2 separate regions of the Homo sapiens genome follow, and region 2 is linked to region 1. Evidence: chromatin loops called from intact Hi-C (ENCODE). Cell type or tissue: IMR-90. All regions are shown on one strand. Links, peaks and the distances in the headings refer to the core of each region. The heading gives the core; the rest is flanking DNA. Region 1 overlaps CREB5 (cAMP responsive element binding protein 5). Region 2 overlaps CREB5 (cAMP responsive element binding protein 5).

Region 1 (8,341 bases), core at 77-8,076:
ACACTAAATTGCAGTGACTTACCTGGTACAAGTTCTATGAGGAGTGGGACTGTGTCTGATTTTGATCATGTATCCCTGGTACCCAGCACATAATAGATGCTCAGTTAATATTTAATGAAGGAAGGGATGAAGGAAGGAAAGGAATTTAGGCTCAGACAGGGTGCTGATATTTGTGTTGGAAAGGAGTTGCTTGGTTTATTTGTGGTTGTTGCTGCTTCTTAGTAACAAAGAGCACACTTGGTTCCATAAGTGTATGTGGCTAGCATGGAGGCAGAGAGGATGGACAAAGAGAAGCAGGAGAAAAGGAAGAAGGGAGGGAAGGATACCTGAATTCCAGTTATATGTCTGGCACTTACTTTAGCTGGGACTGCACATACCACTTAAGCCCTGGGATTCTTAGTTTCTGCATCCACTAAAATGGGAAGGATAATATCTATCCTTCATATTTCACTGAGTTGTTATATCACCCTAATAAGATAATTTCTATTAAATTACTTTGAAACTCCTAAACAATGTAAGGTGTTATTAATCAGTGGTTGTCTAGGTATGGGCTATTGGGCAAACAGGCAGTTACTCTCATAGAGAAACATAAATGAGAATCCAATGAATGTGAATTTCCATTCCGGATTATACACTTCACCGGAAGTTCATTAGCTCTGGTTACTTTCACAGCTTAATACATGTAATGTATGCACCAACACATGTAGGATGAACCACATGAAACTGATCATATTCATTCAACCGCAGCAATTTTAAGTTTATGTGTCCATATAACCATAGCATTGTTAAGCATCATTATTGAGCCCAGACATTTTTTCATTCTGGAGTCCATGGCTTCTGGGTCCATGAACCTTCTCATGAATATTTGCCTATATGTTATTTTTATGAAAACTGGCTCATAGCTTTTACCTAATTGTTTAAAGTGTTCATAATCCAAAAAAAGCCAGGAGCAACTGGTCCAGCCCTCCTTCTTACTGCTTCTAGAAACTCTTCCTATAATAATTCTGACACCCCATGCCAGGGAGGTCACTAATTTCTGAGACAGTCCTTTCCATTGATGTATAGGTCTACTTGTTCCAAAATTCTTCCCTCTTTGGAGCCAAAAGAGCAAACACAGCACACTCCATCTCTCCACACAGCAAACCATCTCCTTCCTGCAATTTTCTCTGTTTTTCCCCGAAGCACAGAGAATAAGTCAGAAATAGTATCCTCTTGTCCACAGAATGTTCCTTGATATTATGCACAAGCCTGGGCCTCCTCCTTTCTGAGTCAAATATCTCTAATTTCCTCCACCATTCCCCCTGTGATCTGTCTCCAAAATTTTCAACTCCCAGGTTGTCCCCCGCAAAGCAACTTCTCATTGGTCAGTGTTACTGTGAAGTGTGGGTTTACATTCCCTGACATAAACTACAAGGCTTCTTGCCTGACTTTTTCGTTGATCTCAGTTGAGTATATATATATATACACATACACACACATACACACTCTCTCTATATATATGGTATTTTATATATATACCATATATATGGTATATATAGAGAGAGAGAGTGTGTGTGTGTGTATATATATATGCACACTATATATATGGTGTGTGTATATATATATATATGGTATATATATATATAGTGTGTGTGTATGTATATATATATGGTGCTAAAGGCTATCAAGTAAATTTCTTAAAAACTGCTCAAATAAGGTCAAATGCATTTTCAAATGGAATGATACAGCTTTCTACACACAGGGCTCACCCAGATCCAAGCCAGAAAAGAGGCATGCAGTGTTACGTGCCTAGCTTTTAGCTACCCTGGATTCTCCTATGTGTCAAAATCACATCACACACATACCAATGTCGTCTGTCTACATTATCCCAAAGTGCAAAAGTCCTGTTTAGATTTTTGACCTTCCCATTATGACAGTAAAGTGGATGCATCCCCAAAATCTCACAAATCACCATTAAAGAACTTACTTACATAACCAAATACCACCTGCTCCCCCAAAACCTATGGAAATAAAACATTTTTTAAATGTGGTATATGTATACCATGAAATACTACTCAGCCATAAAAAAGAATGAAATCATGTTTTTGTAGCACCTTGGATGGAACTGAGGCCATTATCCTAGGTGAAGTAACTCAGAAATGGAAAACCAAATTTCTGGATGTTCTCATTTATAAGTGGAAGCTATGCTATGGGGTATGTAAAGGCAGACAGAGTGGTATAATGGACATTGGAGACTCAGAAGGGAGAAAGTTGGGAAAGGGGGAGGAATAGGAATCACCTAGTGGGTGCAATGTACAGTATTCCAGTGACAGATGCACTAAAAGCCCAGACTTCACTGCTACATAATTCATCTATGTAACCAAAACCACTTGTACCCCTAAAGCTATTGAAATAAAAATAAGTGAATGCAAATTAAAAAAAAATTAAAGTGGATGCATCTAACTTGAAACAAATGGTCTGTACACTCTATTTTCCCCCATCTGGGGAATGGGTACAAGCAAACTTTTTCCCCATTTCTTATAACTGTGGTAAAATATATATAACATAAAACTTGCCACCCTAACCTTTTTTTTTTTTTTTTTTTTTTGAGATGGAGTCTTGCTGCAAAGCACAGGCTAGAGTGCAATGGTGCGATCTCAGCTCACTGCAAACTCTGCCTCCTGCCTTCAAGCGATACTCCTGTCCCAGCCTCCCGAGTAGCTGGGACTACAGGTGTGTGCCACCATGCCCGGCTAATTTTTTGTATTTTTAGTAGAGAAGGGGTTTCACCATATTGGCCAGGCTGGTCTTGAACTCCTGACCTCAAGTGATCCTCCTGCCTTGGCCTCCCAAAGTGCTGGGATTACAGGCATGAGCCACCATGCCCGGCCTCACCTTAACCATTTTTAAGTATACAGTTCAGTAGTGCTAAGTATATTCACACTGTTGTGCAACCAATCTCCAGAACCCCCTATGTTTTTAAACAAGCATTAAATAACTACAACTATGTGAAGGAATATAAGACTTTCTAAATAGATCTCCTAAAATATCTTCTAAATGTTAAATAAAGATAAAGCAGCCACATGATTTACTCTTAAGCCTTCCTTTTAAAGATACAACCACGTTTGTGCTTAAAAAAGGGAAAAAAGAAAGAAAGCACATTTCCTGGAAAGGATAAAAATGAACTTTAGGTTAAAGACTCAACCTGTCTGTCTTAAGAATGTCCCTTCCAAAGGGCATGTCAAGTAATTATATGTACTCTTTTTCTCCCTGATTTTTGTAAGTGCTTCCAAAGCATATGAAAAAAAAAAAAAAATTGTACTTTGCCCATGCTGCCTCCATCCAATCAGCAGACATTACTGTTTTGTTTTGGTTTTTTAGTGTTTGAATGGTTTGGAGATCAGCATTGGTGTTTAGCAAAAAGTACAATTTCAAATTACATGCTGCTTCATGGTGCCAAAACACTGCACCCTCATCTTTGATGACGTCAACACAGCACAACCCTGAGAATGGTGGTTGTTAGTCATCCGATTTTGCAAAACTGGAAGACAAAATTGTAAACAATGTGTGCTTAGACAGGCCTTCTCAGAAAAAAGGAGTGTCTTAAATATGGTTTCAATTTTTTTAATCTCACAATATCTTTTAATCAACAATATGTATCTGAATCAATGTTACAAATAGATATTTGGCCAATAGGAGTTACAATGTGTCCATGGGCATCCTAAAAAAAATGATAAGCACATTTGCAAGTGTATGCCCTACTAACATTCTGGTCCTCACTGGCCCAGGTTTTTATTTATATACATATTTATTTTCATATAAGCATAAACACCATAAGCATGTATATGTATGAATATTAAAATTGCTTTAAATTTAGCATGATGCTTGGAGGAAAGAATCCAAAATAATCGCCCCCTGGCACTGGTCGAAAATTGCACTATTAATCAACAGCTCACCCATCAAAGACACAGAAATGCAGACAGAGACTGCAAATGGCCAAGCCAACGTATCACCATTGTTAGGAGAAAACAAAAACCAAATACTTAAACACAGATGGCTCCAGACCAAGTGTGAAGACAGTACATTGGCACGACAAGGGCTAAAGTGTTTTATAAAAGATAATTTAGGAGGTAGGGCTAGAGTCTATCTTGCTCAACAAATGAATCTGTACAGACCTTTGCCTTCAATCCCCAAAACAGATGAGTAACTTACATCATTAATCTCATTGTCTCTCCACACAATACTTTTAACAGTCAATCACAAAGTAGCCTGAGAGAAAGTTTCCCTGGATACTACCAAACACACAGGTTTGCAACAGATGTCTCCATGCAACTTTTAAAACAGATTCCATGTTAAGAAGTTAATATATCCTTATGTATTTACTAATCAATCCAGCTACATGTAGCCTGAAGCTGGAAAGTAAGAGGTATTAGCAAGGAAACCATTTAACTGCAAATAATGCATGGGAAAGCACCCGAAAGAATGTTATTTATAAATACAAAGACAAGCGCAATAGTACAAGCAATTGGAAAATCCCTACCTGGAAGCAACCCAAAGCAGTGCTTCTATCTGGAATATCTGGAATACATGGCACTAATAAATGTGAGCTCTTTTCTCATACCGACCACCCATCTAATCAATGAGCAGGATGCCTAGCCTTGGCAATCTCTTAGTTTTCCCATCTATAAAATGGGGATTAGAGATATGTGTTAATAAATGAAAGCTAACATTCTTCCAATGAATGACATTACAGAAAACACAAATATCACCACAAAATGTAGAAAAACATGTAATTTTATATTTAAAACTAGTTTATAGTCATGCTTTAAAGGCGATATGGTTGAATAGACATGTATTTGGACATAGATGGCTCTGCAGGGGATAAGGAGAGAGAGGGTCAGAGTGAAATGACTCATGAATTTGGGGATGCAGAGGCTCTCTGCAGCATGAAGTCACAAGAGGCTGACACCAAGGTCTCTCCTCCCCTCCACAAACAATTCTGTCTGTAGACTTCACAAGAAGGTGCGTGAGGAGTTTGGAAATTATTTTTTATTTTATACTTTTTGCATCCTTTAGTGAATGCACAGACTGGTGTATTATAAAAAACAGGTATATTAAAATAAAGCATTCTGATGTGCATTGAAAAACATTGATTCTTCTAATATTTTAAAAGGTGACAAATAAAAATGAATACCTTAAGTCTAGGAGGTTATAACTAACATCTTGACATGAGAAAATCTGGTCTAGGCAATAACACAAGTTTGTTAAAAGCTTGGAAGGAAGAAAATTCTGGGGGATCCAGATGTCTCAACTGGAGTAAAAATTTCCCTCCCCAAACAACTAAAGGCAAGTATCTGGGGCAAAAGAGTAAGCTGGCAAAATACTGTAACTGAAATGTGAGAATCCTGACCTTTTCCGAAACAGAGGGTTTCTACGAGGTTACATGTAAATCAAATCCTAAATTAAGATTTCTAGTGAAGCAGACCATTTAAAACACCCACGTTTGAAAGTTACACAAAACAGAGCCCATTTGTGGTGCAAAGAATTATTGTCTAAGTTATTCATTCTGTAAATTTTAATCTTTATCAGTTATATTTTCTTAAATATGTGTTGCAGGGTGCAGCATGCTTGTAACAACTGCTTGCTGCCCTTGAACTCTGAATGAACGCTTTACTGCAATCCCTTTCCTGAAATAGAATCATAGAATATTAGAGTAGAAGATTCCTTAGAGATCAGTTAGAACCGTGGTTCTCAACCTCTGCTACACATTGGAAACACTTGTGGAGCTTTTAAAATATACAGAGGCTCAGGCCTTCACCCCAAACCAATTAAATCAGAATGTCAGAGTGGAAGGGTATCAGTGTTTTTTAATAAGTTCCACAGGTGGTACTACTGGGCTGCCAGGATCATAAACCACTGATTTACCCTGTGTTGTCTGATACCATAGTCACCGACCACACGTGGATATTGAGCACTTGAAATGTGGCTAGTCCAAATTGAGATATGTTGTAGTTGTGAAATACACACTGGATTTCAAAGATTTAGTACCAAAAAAAAAAAAAGAGAGAGAAAGAGAGAATGTAAAGTAGTACATTAACATTTTTATATGGATTATATGTTTAAATGATAATATTTTGGATATATCAGGTTAAATCAAAGTGTTATTAAAATGACTTCACCTGTTTCTTTTTAACCTTTTTAATGTGGCTACTAAAACGTTTAAAATGAAATGTGCAGCTCACATTTGCAGCTCTCACTACCGGACAGTGCTGGGTGAGCCCGACATTCTCATCACAAATGAAGAAACTGAGGCAGAGAAGCACAATAAGCTCAAGGCAGCTCTCTGGGAATTGCGTCCCTCCTCCAGTCTCAGGCTGCTCATTGTTGCAGAGCCACGAATGGACAGAGCTTGTTATGCCATCAATCTAATTTCAACTCTTCTTCCCCCCTTTTGTTTTGCTAATTGTTTCTTCTAAGATTTGATATAAAAATCTATTTTCCTTATGGAAAAATATCTCTGCTCTGCTGTGTACACATTTGTGACTTGTTACTGCAGGATTATTCATCAAGGCAGAGTAGTTGAAATGGATGTTAAAGAATGAATCTAGGGAAACACTACCTGAAGGAAAATGCAGAGAATAGACAAAGAGAACATTTTGTCATGCTGTAGTTTAGAAAATGACCCTGGAGGCCCCCAGCGTTCTGACAGTCACCTTCGACACAGGATCATTCCCTGATATGATTTTAGAAGCTTGAGCCTATAATATTGTTTCTCCTCCTAGGAGTCAGTGTTTTTCTGCACAATGTTGTCATTGCAGTGAGGCAAATCAGACCCTTCATGATGGTGCACCACACCATAGCTAGATACCCTGGTGGAAACGGACTTTATCCCAATGCCTTCTACTGTCTGATGCATGAATTAATACCTGGCCAGTCAGAAGCCAACTTACTTAAAGGAGAAGATCTTGTTTTGATAAAGTGAAATGGTCCTACCAGATCTGGCAAATAGAGATTACATGTATTTCTTCTAATAGTCAGCTAATTCAAACAAAAACAAAAATTTTGTTGTTGTTGTTGTTGCATGTATTTTTCCCCCTTAGGAAGCCAACAGAGAGAGGACTGCATAAAACTGGCTGAAATGTGTTCTATTGGAGAAATCATGCCTGCAACACAGGAGCTCCTCAGTGTAATAAAAGAATAAAAAGAGACCTGAATTCTGATATAAAATCGCATGCAAACAGCTGGAGAGGAAACCTGTGGGTGAGGCCAAACAACACATGCAGTAGGTGCATTCAGGATTTCTATTTAGACATTGTTATTCCCCATCTTAAATACAGCACAGACTAAATATCATCTTAAATCAAATGTGTGGTGCTCTAGAGCCCTCTGTGTTGCATGCATGAATTTTTTTGGTTATGATTGGTCAAGTTTTGCCAGTCAAACCTCAAAGAACATACTTCCAGACTCAATTCACTTCTCGTCACCTCCAAACACACTCATATATATCCATCTGGAAAGATAATGTATTACAGACAGATCCTAGGCAAAGGTACACCTTCTAGAGTGAAAACATCACCCGTTTCTCTATTTGACAAAAAAGGTTATTTATTTTAACTTTAAATAATATTTCAGATCCCGTCCTCACAGATAATAGAGAAAAGACAGGTAGTAGAGAAAGTCACTGCCTTGTTCTTGAGACAGTCTTTCAGACCATTTTTAGTCCTGCCTGGTTTTTACTCTCAAATGAAATCTGGATGGTGTGGTTTTACAGGGTATGTCTCATAACAATGATGAAAAAAGGAGAATTTAAGTTAAAATTAATTAAGGAGGCCCTTATTAGAAAAAATAACATTGCAGATATTATATAAGAATGAATGAAATAGAAACTACAGTTTTTATGATTAAGGTGTTCATTCCAAAGATCTGATAAAAATTTGTCTTTGAAAGATTAGTCATCAAAAGGCTTGAAAAGAGTGAAGGATACAAAGTCATAGGTTATGCCCCATTCCTGACAAGGGCATTTATGGCAGGAGCACCCGACCTGGAGGCAGGGACCAGGCTTCTCAGCCTGGTTTGGCTCTCTCTAGCTCTGGGCCTTGGGTGAGCCAGGGGTCTCTTCTGTAAAATGAAAAATTGGTCTATCAATCCGAGGCCCTCCCCTAGCCCTACCATCCGTGTAAAGCCATAAGCCTTTGTAACTCACCATCAGAATCTCTAGGCCTAAAAGAACTCCCTCTAAAATCAGTTCTAGTCAAACGCCAGCCTGGTAGTTTTCAATCCTTGTTAAGGATTGAAATCCTAAAATCTTTTTAGGGTTAAGATCAGAAATGTAACCTTAAGGAAATAGAAGAAAGCAGCTGAA
Region 2 (8,341 bases), core at 222-8,221, 130 kb before region 1:
AAAATACTTCTTTAAAAGTCATGAATTCATTTTCGTATATAATCCCCTGCCTTCTGAAGCTATCATATTCCTTAATTTTTAAAATTTCATTTCACTTCATTGTACCGTGAGATTCCACTGTTTCTCAGTATTGTTAAAATTGCACTCAAACAGAAAGAAGGTGATGCTTTAGTCTGAGAAGACTGCATATAAAAGCACAATTTCAATTAGAGAGTTTGACTACTTTAACATCTGGGATCCCAGTAGGAAACAGCTAGTACCTTCAAACTGGGTAATGTGAGGAGCATTTAATAAAGAGACTTTTTGCAAAGGTGGGAACAGATTGTAGGAAAGCCCTGGGGCCAGTTTCAGCAGGGAGCTGTTAGTATCCCTAGGCCTACAAGAGTAAGAGAAGGAAGAAGTTACCAGGACTCAGGAGAGAGGAAGCTGGGGAGAAGTCAGTAAGACCAGGGAAGAAGAGAGAACCATGTGGGGAGAGGGCACGTGGCCAGAGCTGTGGCTCCTGGTCAAAGAAAGCAGCCAACTGAAGGAGCTAGGAGAATAGATGCCCAGTGTCTCCCTGCTTCCTTCCTGGAACCTGCAGTGATGCCTCCATAGCCATATGCCCAAACTAAACAGGAAAACACCAGTTAAAGGTGCTCATTAAGATTGTGTGTACGGGCCAGGCTTTCAGGGCAAGAACAGAGTCAAAAAGGGACAGAATGGGCTTGGATAGGTGATCAGAAAATACCCAGTACAATTATGTGTTCATCAAACTTAGGTTATTTTTATTTTATCACCAGTATATCCATAATACACATGTTCATTAGAGAAAATTTATACAAGAAAAATTAAGTCAGAAGGGTAAAAAATCATCCATCAACCTAACACACAGAAAAATAAACTGGCTTTGCATTGACCCACACACCTAAAAAATCATGATTGGGCTGAAAAAAACAATAGACGGCAGAGCTAAGACGCACCCATCCCATGGTGTGCCCAAGTAACCTGGCTCCACCCCACAAAGATGAGCTCGGGCAAGCGTGGCTCCTCTGAACCCAGTTACACGCCCTGAAAACCAGGTCTCACTTTAAGGCCACAGCTTCCTATCTGTCTACATTCCTCCTGGTGAAACAATCGGGCTTAGAATAAGAACAGCTTTATATGTGGGAGTCACAGAAGATGGAATTTGGCACCTGGTGTTTATGTACCATAAAGCCATTACCGTGCCGAGCTCAACTCTACTTTCTGCCAAAATTACTGAGCAGGAGGAAAGTGAGCACATCTAGAAGCTGCATTTCTCTACCTAAGACAGCCAGGATATATGGGTTGACTCCCTAAGCAGAAGCGCTAATGTCAGTGACATCCGTATTTTTATTGAGGCACTCTCCCTGGCAACCTCTCATTCCTGTGAAAAACCACTAAGTCTGCAGGTCCCTGGTCTTCGGCAACTGGAACATTCTATAACATTCCATTTTAAGTTCATTTTCATTCTATTGTGCTCTACTGATAACTTCAATGTGGAACAAATTTACTGATTCTTTGATAGACTAAGAAATAATATTTCTAAACCTAAACTCTAGATGAGATCTCAGGGGAATCAGGGATTCACATAAGAACAACACCCATATTGCTGGAGCTTTCAGTAAGTGAATTCCTGGACAAAAGGCTTTGTAACTTTCCCTTTGTGATGATGCTTATGTTCTTATGCTAATGATAGTTATGTGTTTGTTTGCCTGTTTTTTTTATTTTGCTCTAAGATCTGTTTTGTAAATATTTGAGTGTTGTCCAGTTACTTTAAAAAAAATCAAATTACAGCCCTATATGTAAAGAAATACGTTTTTCAGATAGATGTCTTTTCACACCTATATAGTTTGCTAGTCACTTTATGAAACAGTTTTCAAACCCTATGGATGGATTTAGAAATTTAAATCTTCCCTAAAAAGTCAAATAGAATCTCAGTACAAAACGCCTTTTTAAAGGTTTATAATCATTGATAAAAGGTATGGTCAGGGCAAAAGATAAACCACAAAGTATTTGAATTTCTTATATTATCTTCACATTTGTGAAGTGGCTTTGCCTACAAGTCAATCATGCAGTTGTACCTAGTATTGATTTCTCTGGGTAGCTAACTACTAATCTCACATCTGCTGGCACAGGAAGAGAGAACAGTTGCCAGCCCTCATGAATGCTTTGTCTTGTATGTTGCTCCATTTATTCTAACATCCTTGCACACCACCATGTTTGATAAAGGTTTAGGTAAACCCATATGCAGGAAGCTTTTTATTTACACACACACACACACAATGCAGCTTATAGATCTATGACAACTGGAAGACCTCTAGTGTGCTGAGTCCTACCACCAGCTGAACAAAACTCCAGTGAAGGCGGAGGAGAGGGGAGGAACACTGAGCCAGAATGGGGTGCTTATGGTCTTTTATCTTAATTTTTGTGACATGATCCAATTATATCTATTCAATAGTGCCCTCTAATTACTAGCAGAGATGAATAATGAAAGATTCTCCTTGTATTCAAGCTCTCCCCAAGTCCGCTTCCCTCCTTGACTCGCTCATGTGAACAGTCTAGATTCACATATAGAGCATACCTAGAGCTTGTGGCACACTTAGCCAAATAAAGGGTCACTTAAAATACTGGAAACGCCCTCCGGGCCTCCAATAAGAGGCTGTGGCCCAGAGCTGACCTTGTGAATAGCAGGGTGGAATGGAAAGGGACCCTGTCCTGCCTCCAGGCACAGTGTCTGTAACCAAATGGGTGCTGCCCAGTAGAGTTACACTTTTAATATGCAAGATTTGATTGTTAGGTTTCAGTGGTAACTTAGGAAAATGAAAAGAAAAAAGCAGATCCATGGAAGTTAAGATAATTATTAACACAGAGGAAGCCAAGGCAGTGAAAAGGAAGGGAGAAGGCTCCACCCCAACAGGAACAGAAACAGGAATTCAGATAGATAAACCCAAAACAGGGGGTCTGGCTTGGATGCAAGCTGGGAGACAGGAAGGAAGAAATTCCAAGTCTGAGGTGAAGATGTCTTTAATGAAACTTGTCAGTACCTGCACCCAGAACTTCAGAGTTGAAATATACCATGGAGAGCCTTGAATCCAACTCCCTGACTTGACAGAGAAGAAGGTGGAGGCCAAAGAGATGGTGTGACCAGACCAGTGGCCCACATCTAAATGGAGGCAAGAGTAGGACTAGAATCTGGATCTCCTGACTACTAATTCAGTGATTTTTTTGTGACGATGGGTGATTTTAGAGAGTGTCATTTCTGCAAAGGGGAAGGAATTACTTTATTTCATGTTCCTATTTGGATCTCCATACACTGGATCAGTAAGGTAATTATTTCACTTTGGGGAAGAGAAAAGCCCAGGGGTCCACTCAAAGGAGGCAGGAGTGAGGGTCAAGTTCAGCAGATATCCATCTGCTGGATATTACTGTTGGAAACTGGAGTGAAGGGAAAGGAATTCTGTTTGATGGACACACTGACCTTAGGGTCCTCTCAACCTCCCATCAGCCAAAGAATCTCTGACCACAGAAGCCTGAGGACATTTTATTCTGGAAAGACATTTCAAGCTTCCCCAAAGCATAGCCCAGTTATAAGGCTGAGTCCCAGTCGGCCACTTAACGTATTTTCCTAAGAACAAACAAGAAAATACAAACAAACAAAATCCAGCAAAGAATCACTTTCATTCTGACAGTTTGTCCTCATACTAAAAGTGCCTAGTACGATTAAGACCATTTCCTCTGTGCACACTGAAATAACGCTCCGATAAAAAGCTTAAACTGCAGTGTGGCTGCAGGGACAGGAAAACAGGACTGCCTCTATGGTTTCATATACAGATTGTGTCACACTTAATGCTGAAATCATAAACTATATATTTTTACCCCCTCCAAGCTGCCTATTGTGTGCATATAAACAGGAACCTGGCAGCATGTCAGGGGTGCAAATTGATTTCCTTTCCCAAATAAAATTTTAAAAAGCAAATAAACAAGGTTATGTTGGCTAATGAAAGATTACATGCCAGGCTGGGGAGAATTCTTTTAAAATGTATTTTCTTGAGCAAAGGCAACACAAGGCATCCATGAAAGGCTCTTTCATAAGCAACATGTTTACACAAAAATGCATTACTTGAAAGTCAGGAAAAGGCCTGGTGCATCTCCCATGATATATTTGGATCATGTTTTATAAAAAATAAATTAGGGGTGGGTAGAAAGTAGGGAGTCCCTGCAGTGCTGGGGAATTTAGAAATTAACTGAAGCTGCATAGAAGTAGGATGAAGTTGTTCTTGTTTAGAGAATGTTATGACCTTAGTGTTTTTATAATTTACCATCAAGACCTAAGTAGCCCACCTTGAAGGTGTATTATTGGCATGAAGAAAGCTGGGAGAGAAAACTGAATTGCGCCCACCACGCTCAGAGACATATGAATGGCTATTCTGGTTGACTATCATCAGTGGAAACATCTGCTGGAGAGTGGCCTATTTCCTAACAGAGATGTTGAGACCAGCTGGAAGCAGTTTTAGTAATCTAATGTGTAAGAAACATTTCCAGGATCATGCCTACCTCGTACTTCATCGCAGATAATTCATTTCAACCTTGTCCTGGGACAAAAGCCATCCCTAGTGGACTGTGACCTCCAGATCAAATCATCCTGTACCATCTCCTTCTTTCTCCATCTTCCCATCTTTAAATTCCTTTCTGCCAGTGAAGCCAGGTAGCATGAACCCTGATGGCACTCTAATGAGTAAAGTCATAAGACAACATGACATGTGGCTGAAAGATGGGGCTAAAGAGCGTCAAGGGGAAGGCTCAAGACTGCCCAGGAGACAGATGAGTTGCTATCTGCTGATGGCCATTTATGAGCAGGAGGCATTTTGCTTGTTGTTTTGAGCCCCCGTGATGTACCCTTCTCTCACAGTTACTGTCCCTCCTCAGGGGATGGGCATGGTGTACCAGAGACCAGAAACATGGGAGGAAAGTCTCCATAGTCTCGGGATGGCCTCGATAATAACAAAAGGAGATAAATCTGCACAGGAAGTGTAACTCAGCAAGCTAGTTAGAAATAAATTGGTGGCTCACTCATGCCTGTAATTCCAGCACTTTTGGAGGCCAAGGCAGGTGGATTGCTCGAGCTCAGGAGTTAAAGACCTGCCTGGGCAACATGGCAAAACCCCGTCTCTACAAAATATACAAAAATTAGCTGGGCATGGTGGCAGGCGCCTGTAATCCCAACTTGGGAGGCTGAAGCAGGAGAATCACTTGAACTGGGAGGCAGAGGTTGCAGTGAGCTGAGATTGCACCATTGCACTCCAGCCTGGGAGACAGAGTGAGATGAAAGAAAGAGAAGAGAGAAGAGAGGAGAGAGAAAAGAGAGAAAGAGAGAGAGAAAAGAGAGAGAGAGAGAAAAGAGAGAAAGAGAGAGAGAAAGAGAGAATAAAAAAGAGAAAGAATAAAAAAGAGAGAAAAAAGAAAGAAAGAAAAAAGAGAAAGAAAAGAAAAGAGAAAGAAAGAAAGAAAAGAAAGAAAGAAAAAGAAAGAAAGAAAAGAAAGAAAGAAAAAGAAAGAAAGAAAGAAAGAAAAATCATAGAGGTGACCCTGAGACCCTGCAGACCCAAAGGTCCTACGCAGGTTTTAGGAGTGTGTGGCATGGCAGGTGTGAGAGCTGGGAGGCCTGAGACAGTGAGTTCTCCTCCCTTGTCCCCTCCCGACTCACCAAGCAACCTTGGTCAGGTCTCGGGACCACTCAGAGCTTTCTTTTTTCCACCACTTTTAAATAGAAGGTAAACACTGTCAGGCTGATGGCTGCAGTGATTAATGGGGTAACATTTGTAAAATGCTAAGAGCTTTCCAGAGCTCAAATGCAAATGCTTTAGACCAAATATTCTGGATAATAGTTAAAACACAAAAAGGGTTAGTCACCAGTTGGCTGAGAATATGAACCCGGGAAGGAATTACAGAGGGGAGGTGTGTTTTGTGAAAGGATTTGGCTAGGGGTGGGCGGACATCAGAGGAAAGGAAAAAGAAGGGGAAGGAAGCTTGGGGACTTGCAAAATCTGAAACACGAACTATTCTGTTTCCAAAAGAAGCCATTAACTTTTAAAACTCTGCACCTTTTTCAACAACACCAAAGATAATTTAATTACAGAAAATGTTTTTCTATACACATAATCCTATAGGGTTTAATCCAATGTATGTGTGAGAGGAGATTATACTGATTTTTTTTTTTTTTCCTATCCCAAGAATATAATACTTGAATCTGTGGGAGATGCCATATACCAATCGGCTTGGCACTGGTAATCATCAACTTCACTTGCCCCTTTTTCTGTGGAAATGGAAGAATCAAATTAATCATTGGCAAATTTGATAACAGATGTGTTTCTCAGCAAATCCACATCAAGTATTCAGAAAGTAATTACCCCCTAAAGCTTGTTGTGTTCCTATGAACATTTGGCATCAACTGAAGCCTTCAGCCGGCGTTGTTTTTATCTGACTTGAAGCTGAAGCCTCGGGGTGATACTCCAAGTGCTGCTTTAGATTATAAAATCTTAACGGCCCCTGGCTTTAGGGCACTGTGTTTATTGATGCTATGTAAGCAATTTACAGTCCCTTAATAGCGCATTCACCACAATGTTACAGTGTTTAACTTGTTAAATTATATTTAGAGCTTCAGGGAAAATTACCTCATTGGCTTCACTAGCATGGGTTATTGATATCACACAGGAGTTAGGCAATATCCACCTGACTGGGGACAGCCCAAGAACATTTTATAGGTGGGAGGCGGAGAAGGTGAGGAAGTAAGGGATGGATGAGGGAGATAGAAGAGGCAGAGATGCAGGGAAAGTAGTCGGGGAAGAGAGAAGAGGCTGAGGAGAGCTCGACCGACATCTTACAGAGTCACTTTTAAACTGTAAAGCAAAGGAATTGGCAATGGTGGCCATTTTGAGTCCAACTTCTCTTTCAGCCCCCTCCACAACCAGGCATTGCTCCATTCCCAATTCCCAATCTCCCTGTCCCTTAGAAGGGTATCCTGCATCTAGGGGTCTGGGAGACAGCACTGACCTCAGCTACTATAACCACTCAACCAATAGGCTTGGTGTTTAGTGTTTAGCTCTTCAGGGCTAAAATATTCCAAGGGAAACTATGAAAACGTTAATAAGAAGAACAAGAAGACAGAGAAGGAGGAGAAGGAGGAAGAGGAGGAAAAGAACAGCAGGAGGGAGAGGAGAAGGAGAAGAAAGAAGAGAAGAGGAGGAGGAAGAGAGGAAGAAGAGGAGTAAGAAAAGGAGGAAGAGGAGAAAGAGGAGGAAGGAGAAGCAGCAAAATCTTTGTCAGACTAAGAGTGCCATAAAGTATGGATAAAATATCTTCGAGCCTGAAGCTTAGTGATGTCATGAGGCTTCTTCAGAAAAGCAGCCAAAGGCCAAGGTATTAAAATCCACTGAAGAGGCTAGAAAACAGGCATGTGAAACCAACCAAGTGGCTGATGTGCTCTAGGGTCTTAGTTCATGTGACATCTGCTGGCTCACAAAGGGCTAAGGGTTTGAAGCAAACCATCAGCAATGACACGCTTTGCAGCATGTAACCTCTAAGAGAAAATAGCATTCTTTTTCCCCCTTATGTAAGCTCTGTATTAGGTTTCTCATGCTCAGGATACTTGATAATAATTAATAACCAAAATAAAACAGGATGTTAAAAAAAAAACAGGCATCCAGTGAAATAAACAACATTTCTCACCAGGTCATTTTGGCCAGCATGATTACTGACAAGGAATTAGAGAAGGAAACAGCAGGCTGTGAACATTTCCAAAGGTAGAAAATTAGAAGAGGGGAAAAATGCTATCCTGAACATAAGCATATAGCTTCCTAAGGAAGTGAAGAACAGCGAGGTGTGTAGGTACTAAATACCAGATGCGATCCCTAGGAGAAATTTCAGTCTTAAGTATAAATCAGAAATTCCCATTCTTTGTAAATTTGACAGATTTGAGTGTTGGACCTAATCATTCATGTTTAATGTGTAGGGTTGCAGTTTCCAAACTGTGTGCTCCAGGATGCTGTACTGAACTCACAGGGATGCCACAGAATATGTTATATTTTGAAGAATACACAGCAGTATTTGACATCTGTTGGACACTGAGAAAACTCAAGATTATCAGCATTTCAACATTAGATCATACTTATATGCTTTTAGATTATTTCACATCTTCACAAAGCTGAATTTTTGGCAATTGCTGTTAAAAGCCAACATCATGCAAAAATAAATGTGGAATGGAAATGAGGGTGGTGGTGTCCAATTCGATTCTAAGATTTGAAAAATTGTGCAGAGCCCAACAGGTACCTACATGTATTCC

Evidence for each region. Peaks named below come from ENCODE experiments on the same cell type or tissue, not always from the same donor. Only the 100,000 strongest peaks of a DNase experiment are listed, where the experiment ranks them.
Region 2: it touches region 1 in a loop (2.3-fold over the local background); 2 of 110 quality-filtered maps call a loop at or near these places.

What each region holds. Positions count from the first base shown.
Region 1 is chr7:28,415,054-28,423,394 of GRCh38, reverse strand. All of the region lies in intron 1 of CREB5 (cAMP responsive element binding protein 5), which reads right to left. Among named protein-coding and RNA genes, the nearest start is that of CREB5, 6.7 kb to the right of the region's middle. In IMR-90, for the core only: no CTCF peak of the experiment used is centred there; a DNase peak (open chromatin) is centred at 3,474; H3K27ac peaks cover 182 bases.
Region 2 is chr7:28,549,054-28,557,394 of GRCh38, reverse strand. The region is part of intron 4 of CREB5 (cAMP responsive element binding protein 5); the gene reads right to left. Among named protein-coding and RNA genes, the nearest start is that of CREB5, 140 kb to the right of the region's middle. In IMR-90, for the core only: no CTCF peak of the experiment used is centred there; no DNase peak of the experiment used is centred there; H3K27me3 peaks cover 300 bases.